3 separate regions of the Mus musculus genome follow, and regions 2 and 3 are each linked to region 1. Evidence: chromatin loops called from intact Hi-C (ENCODE). Cell type or tissue: heart. All regions are shown on one strand.

Region 1 (2,500 bases):
GCACTCCCATTTCTGTTGAATATAGTCTGGCCCATCACTCAGACTCCCAGAGATCCACCCACCTGTGCCTCCCAAGTACTGTGATAAGAAGGCTTGTACCACTATGCCCAGTTGTTATATTTACCTCAGTATCTTCTGGGGAGACTCTTGGAATCCTCACAAGACCCCTCTCCACAGCAAAAACACCTAATAGATTAGATTAAATTAACTACCCATACACACAAAAAATCCTATAAATACAAAATACACGTTGGATTTCAGTATTAATACTAAAAAATGTTAATAACAATGCAAGATGACTAAAACTTTATATTAATAACAGTTTAGAAATATGGGATTAAACTAAAATATTAAAATTCTTTTCTTTTTCTTACTTTTGTTGAAAGGGACTTTTTAAAGGAGAATAGAAATAAGAAAGACCTGACTGCTCTTAGGTATAGTCGAGGAGAATGTTTACTGTAGATAAAGGGAGAACTAGCAGAGGCAGAGGCAAGGACATCTGGGAGAGTCCAGAGTGAGCAAGACCCTGAGGAGAGGGGAGGAGCCGCTGACTGAGAGGGTCAGCCTCGTCCAAGAGATTGGTCAAGAGACTGGCATAGCTAAAATATCTGAGTTATGGGGTCCAGAGGAGCTGGGGCAGGAGAAGTTCTGTTAGGGGCGGGGTGTGCTAGCCAAGAGGGCCTTGTAACAGGTAGAGATCGAGGGGAGCTGGGAGAACCTGGCAGCCAGCTTTGATATGTTGATGAACACCACAATTAGCCATTTATTCAGGGTTTGAGACCTAATAAAAAGAGTACTAGAAAACTTGAAAATAAACCAACATTTTATTTAGGAAAAAAAAAAAAGGAAAAAGCAGGAAAGCTAAATTACATACGTTGCTCACATTGTGTTCCTATTGGATAGTTCTTGCTCACTTCCCACCTCCGGGCTCCAGGCCTTCCTTCCTCTGCATTCACAGCTGTGGCTCCAAAGAGACAGCCTCAGCCAGGCTTTTAAGCCTGTTTTCTCCTGCTTTCAGGACAGCGCTGAGGCTTCTGCCCTGTGTTCTGCTGCCCCCAAGCGGCTGCTCTTCTACGCAACCCTCCAATGACAGCTACCCTTAGTAGTGGGGTTGTATCTAATTCTTGAAACACTTTTGAGGTCCCAAACCAAGGATCCTAACTCTTTCCAATCCTTTGATTTTGCTGGATTCGGAGTGTGGAGATGAGACGGTCTTTCCCGCCTGCCATCTCAGCACGTCCGAGGTGGAAGTAAGAAACTGAGGCGTTCAAAGACATCCTCTGCTACACCAAGAGTTTGAAGCCAAAACAGAACAAAAATCCAGTCTACAAAAGGAACCTCGGTTATTTCTTGGTCCCTATTGACTGTCCTTTTGCTTATTGCTAGCATGATTAAAATGCATACACTTTTTTTTGGTCTCTCACTACAGATGGTTGTGAGCTACCAGCTAGGATTTGAACTCATGACAGAACAGTCAGTGCTCTTAACCGCTGAGCCATCTCACCAGCCCTGCATGCACCTTTTAATTGTGGCTACTTGTTGGTGGAAAGTTATTGTTTACATCTGAGAAAGATGCAACTCACCCCTTGATGTTAAAAAATGCCTGAATTTATGGAGCTAGAACTTGTGTCCTAGAAGGTAATTTTCTGTTATTGGCAATGTTATGTTATTACTGTGTTATGTTCATAGCATGGCAACAGGCTTGATCTCACCACGAAGTCATAATGGAGGTTGTATATGAGAATTATATAGTGTGCCTCATTCTTTTTGCCAGATCAAGCCTTCATCCTCACAGGTTAGTGCTCTACCACTGAGTTACATCCACGGCTCTTAGCATTATAGAATGTCTACCACACATTTAGCACAGGGCCCAGTACATTGCAAACTCCTGGTAACTGTAGCCACTAATGTGTGAAACTGTTACTTGAGTAGGCATGATTTGAGGGTGTTCTTTGTTGCATGCTAGGACTCTATGTCAGAAGCATCATGTCAGTCAACAAAGGGAGTGGAAATGAACTACATTTCAATCTGACAGTAGACTGGGAAAATGCCCAGCTGCTTGGGATCTTTCTGGAATTTTGCCAGTCCTGGGTGAACTCAGCCAACCAGGGCAATGGGAGCAGATGGGAGAGGTCATGGATCAACTCTACAGGGACCTCTGAGTTTCCAAGAATACATGAAGATATCCCAGGGCTGCGTGGAACTATAGATGAGCTGACATAAAATGGGCAGCTCTTTAAGGAAAATGGATCTGTATATTTTAAGTAGATTATGGTCAGTATCAAATTCCAATAGCATTCCTATTTCTGTGAATACAGGGTATTTAAAAGAGTGTCTAACTGCTCTGTTTTAAGGCATTAGCATTGTGATAAATAATGCTACAAATTATAGTCTTTGCAGATGTATTCAAACTTAATGAGGGAAAGCTGTCTGTAGCTTGGGTACAAAAGTTGAAAGTTCTCTCTGGGCACTATGGCGCACATCTTTAGTCTCAGCACTC
Region 2 (2,500 bases), 300 kb before region 1:
TGTTAACCTCTTGGCTGGTGAGAGGACCTCAGATGGCCTCTGTGAAGCATTCAGGAAAGAGCCATGGTGAGATTATTCTCCAGTCCCTGTCTGGGTCCTGCTCTTGTCTCTGGTAGGGATAGGGGTCCTTGTGTCTGTCCATGGGCATGAGGTCATGAGAGGGCCCTCTTTTGTGTCTGAGAGAACTACAGTGACCCGCTAAGGACACCAGACTTTGGGACAAGGAAGAGGCAGGAGGCGAAGGCAGTGAGCTTCTTGTGTCTTATCATGAATGCCCCATCGGTCGCCATAACACTGTCCCTGCCCACTCAACATTTTTATCTAAATTGTCATGGCATACATATGTGTGTGGGTACAAGTCACAGATGTACAGAGTCGAGGAAACCTGTGGAGTCAGTTCTCTCTTTCCATTCTTACAAAGTTCCCAGGGCTCACACGAGGGTGGTCAGGCTTGCAACATTTTGGCCAGCGCCTTTGCATGATAAGGCCTCACAGTTCCAGGATAAAGCCTTTATTTTGGTATCCAGGGACTAATTTCTACCCCACCTTCCTCAGCTGTTCTACACATGTGGGCAGATGTTCCCAAACAGGCTTCCTTTCTGTCTCTCTGTGGCTCTTCTTGTCCAAATGGTCCCTTCCCCCTCTTCTCTGCTAGGAGAACCCCTTCCTCCCAGGATCTAGTTTAGTAGACGTCCTATCTGTGGGGGTACCTGCCTTGCTCCTGGATCAGGACCCCTTCTTGCCCCCTGGACTCCAGTCAACATCACCTTGCCCTGAAGTGTGTTGTCACTATATTTGTGTGATATATTTTCTAGGGTGAGCTCCCCAGTGGCAGGGGCCAGAGGCCAGAGGCCAGATTACATCCTGGAACTAGGTGTGAGCACCATAGACTCATACTTGTCGGATGCATTTGCATCTGTGTGAATGTGTGGGGAGGAGGGCAGTTGCAGGTAAGTGGTAAGTGGCCCTAGCCCCAAGTCTCCCAAAGTCACCTGGATTGGATTGGAGCAGAAAATTTATGATATTTGTCTCTTTTAAAAAGACTAGATATTAATTTGTTTCCAGAAATTAGAACACGTTATTGGTAAGACTATTTTTGGACCAGCAAGTCAAAAATCTGATATCTGTAGCATCTATAAGGCCCTACATAGGTTTGTTTGAGGCATTACCAGAATTAACCACAAGGTGGCAATCTTTCCCTAACTCCCTGCAAACTGCAGGCAACCCCAATTTTAAAGCGTGTTGTCTATCCTTGGTGGCTGCACAGCAGTGCCGGTTTTCTTTCTTTCTTTCTTTCTTTCTTTCTTTCTTTCTTTCTTTCTTTCTTTCTTTCTTTCTTTCTTTCTTTCTTTCTTTCTTTCTTTCTTTCTTTCTTCCTTCCTTCCTTCCTTCTTTTCTTTCTTTCTTTCTTTCTGTAATTAATTAGTTTATATTTACATCCCAAATGCTCCCCCACCACCCCTTCCCTTCGTCTCTGAGAGGACAGCCCTCCCCTCTCTTCACCCTGGTGCATTAAGTCTCTTCAGGATTAGATGCATTCTTTCCCACTAAGGCAAGACATGGCAGCCCTCTGCGACATATGTGCTGGGTGCCTTGGACCAACCCGTGTATGCTCTATGGCTGGTGACTCAGTCTCTGGGAGCTCCCAGGGGTCCAGGTTAGTTGTCACTACTGATCTTCCTATGGGGTTGCCATCTCCTTGAGGGCCTCCAGTCTTCTCCCTAACTCTTCCATAGGGGTCCTTGACCTCTGTCCAGTGTTTGTGGGTATCTGCATCTGTCTCAGTCAGCTTCTGGGTAGAGCCTCACAGAAGGCTGCTATGTTAGATTCCTGTCAGCAAGCACAACATAGCATCATCAATAGTGTGAGGGATTGGTGTCTATCCATGGGATGGGGCTCAAAATGGGCCATTCCTTCAGTCTCTTCTCCATCTTTGTTCCTGCATTTCTTTTAGACAAGACCAATTTTGGATCAAAAGTTTGTAGGTGGGTTGGTGTCCCCATCCCTCTGCTGGGGGACCTGTCTGGCTATTGGAGGTGGTCTCTTCAGGCTCCATATCCCAACAGTTAGGCATTTCTGCTAAGGACTCCTGAGGATTCCCTAGGAAGTCTGTTCTTTCAAAGTGCCTGAACTTTCAAAATTGCCCTGAGGCGGCGTCACTCATTAGCCTTATTGTCTCCATGGTGATAACGGTGCATACACACACACACACACACACACACACACACAGAGGAATGTGGAATCTGCCTCTGGTTTTTTATAAGATAGTTCATTTGGTGTACCCAGGGTTAGCTGGGAGTTGGTGGGCTTGGCTTTTCTGCACAATGTCCAGTTCTTCTTCTTCACCTGCCCATTGCCAATGTGTTCAGAGGCAGGCAGCTAGGTTTCCCTTCTATTTTGCCAGATACCCAAGGCTCAGCTTGTTTTTAAGGTGGTCAACCCTACCTCGTCTGTAACCACTGGGCTGCATGCTGGCCTGTGAATTCTGTTGTGGGGGCTG
Region 3 (2,500 bases), 56 kb before region 1:
GCATGCCATTAACATGTAAAAGGATGACTCCAAGCCAGATCCAGTTGGCACATGCCTGTCATCCTAGGAGGGTAGGTGAAGCAGAAGGATCGAGAGTCTGAGATCAGCCTGGGATACACAGTAAGGCTCTAGCAATCAATCAAATGCCATCCAGAAGGACAACAAATTGCTGTTAAGAAACCAATCAGTTAGGAACCAGGGAGATGAGGGGTCAGTTGGTAAAGCATACACCACACAAACATGAATTTGATCATCCAGAACTTAATCCAAAAAAAGCCAGGTGAGTTCTTCTACCCCAGCACCAGGAAGGCAGAGGTAGAAGGGTCCCTGGAGTTCAGGCAAATCGATGCACTTCAGGTTCAGGGAGTTGACCTTGTCAAGAGATACAGTGGACAGCAACTGATGAAGAGACAGAACACTCACCCCTGGCCTCTACACACACATGTGCACACATACACAAACACACACAATTAGTTGACTAACAGTTAAAATTTGGCCTCTGTGTGAAGTAAAGAAGTCATGGCAGCAGCTATGCAAAACTGCGAGCCCCGCCCCCACCCTTACCCAGTAAGTTTTCCTCCCCATCCCCTCGTGCGGGCTCTCCTTCTCATGGACGCACCTGTTCTAGATACTTCTCGTAAGTTCTCTAATATAATATGTGTCCTTTAGTACCCAGCTTCTATCTCTTAGCGTTCTGCCTTCATGATGATTCACCCAATTACAGCCTGAGTCAGGATGCCATTGCCTTTCAGTTGAATAACACTCTACAGTATGGACGTACCACAGTACCTATCTACACATCTGTGACCAGAATTTGGTCCCCTAGAGATTAACTGTAACTCCCACCCTGACCCCACAAGGAGGGATTATTTTGTTCCAATCCCCAGAAGGCAACACTGGGGTCCCTGGGGTCCAGGTTTTAACTTGAACTAAACCTCTGGCCTCTGAAACCAGATGCCTTCCCACTGTGCTGTCCTCCCAGCATTCCTCACTCCACACACCTCTGTGTCCACACCCCAGGCTCCCAAAGGGGGCTGACCTGCTATGCACAGCTTAAGCTGAGCTCCACTATAGCCCCAAGTCACATGATTGGAGGGCTGCAGCCCCAGCCTTGGGGACCAGCTTTTGCTCAACCAAGGTTTTCCTAGACCCCAAACCAGAGGCCAAACACCCCATGTGCGAGGCAGGAATCTGCAGTAGTGCCCGGAGTTTTCATCTCTCCTGTTGTTTTCCTCGGCACAGAGGAAGGTGGCCCCCAGCAGATGGCCCTAGAGATCCATGAGCAAGACTACAGAGCTGGGCTGGCTGCACAGTGAGCTGGAAAACAGAACCAGCATAGATGGGCACAGAGCAGTCGCTAGTGAGGGTTTCTCTGCTGCCAGTGCCTTCACTTCTCAATCTTAAACATCCTTGGTTTCAATCCCCGCTGCCTCTTCCTGCCATCTAGCCTCGGACCATGCCAAATTGCACCTCCTCTGAGCCACCTAGCCCAACAGCAGGAAGTAGGTTGATGCTCTCTAATTTGAAAGGCCTAAACACTCCCAAATCTGAAACTCTGTGAGCATCAACAGGCCTCAAGGGGAAAACTGCATACCTGACCTCCGGCAAAGGGTCACAGTGAAAACAAAGAGGCATTGAACAGTATAAAACTGGAGCTAAGGTTGTAGTTCAATGTTAGGGCACTTGCCCGGTATACACAGGTCCCTAGGTTCAGTCCTCACCCCCCCCCACACACACACACACACATGTGCACACACACCCCTGCCTGTAAAAATCACCATTACCATGAGGCCACCAGTATAAGGCAAACAAGATGGCCCTCACAGACCATCTCCTTCTTCCTCTGTTTTTGGATAGGGTCTTCAAACTCCCTACCTCTGTAATTGAGGCTGAACCCTAGAACATCTTTCTCTCTCTCTCTCTCTCTCTCTCTCTCTCTCTCTCTCTCTCAAACATTTATCTATTTATTTATCTATTTATTTATTTATTTAATATGAGTACATTGTAGCTGTCTTCAGGCATACTAGAAGAGGGCATCGGATCCTATTACAGATGTTTGTGAGCCACTATATGGTTGCTGGGAATTGAACTCAGGACCTCTGAAAGAGTAGTCAGTGCTCTAGAGTCACTGAACCAGCCTCTAGAACATCTTTTTAAAGATAAGGTCTCACTAACTAGACATGAAGCAAATAAGAACAACAACGACCATGCTGCAGAGCCTGGAATCCCATCAGAGCCCAGCCCTGCACACACAGGTAACTAAGGAGGATGAGAGTGGGAGATGCCATCTTCCCCAAGGATGAGCACACCAATTGGTTATCCAATACAGATGGTCATACCTAAAAAGATACAGACAGTACCACACTGAGCAGGTCACAGTTAGGAACATATATATATGTATAGACATAACAGCAACTAATGAAAAAGTATCCATGAATTTGAAGCAGAGCAAGGAGAGTTGAATGAGGAGGTGTGGAGAGAGGAAAGGGAGACAGGGGAA

The links. Peaks named below come from ENCODE experiments on the same cell type or tissue, not always from the same donor. Only the 100,000 strongest peaks of a DNase experiment are listed, where the experiment ranks them.
Region 2: it touches region 1 in a loop (2.8-fold over the local background); 23 of 42 quality-filtered maps call a loop at or near these places.
Region 3: it touches region 1 in a loop (6-fold over the local background); 31 of 42 quality-filtered maps call a loop at or near these places.

What each region holds. Positions count from the first base shown.
Region 1 is chr7:99,498,925-99,501,424 of GRCm38, reverse strand. Gm39056 (a long non-coding RNA gene) reads right to left here and starts at 961. Exons shown (of 4, transcript XR_869821.1): 1 at 875-961; 2 at 125-186. In heart, a CTCF peak has its summit at 1,061 (motif pointing left); a DNase peak (open chromatin) is centred at 1,014.
Region 2 is chr7:99,797,139-99,799,638 of GRCm38, reverse strand. No RefSeq gene overlaps it. Among named protein-coding and RNA genes, the nearest start is that of Neu3, 30 kb to the left of the region's middle. In heart, a CTCF peak has its summit at 1,173 (motif pointing right); a DNase peak (open chromatin) is centred at 1,528; H3K27me3 peaks cover 928 bases.
Region 3 is chr7:99,554,834-99,557,333 of GRCm38, reverse strand. All of the region lies in intron 1 of Arrb1 (arrestin, beta 1), which reads right to left. Among named protein-coding and RNA genes, the nearest start is that of Mir326, 3.8 kb to the right of the region's middle. In heart, a CTCF peak has its summit at 1,262 (motif pointing right); a DNase peak (open chromatin) is centred at 1,233; H3K27ac peaks cover 802 bases.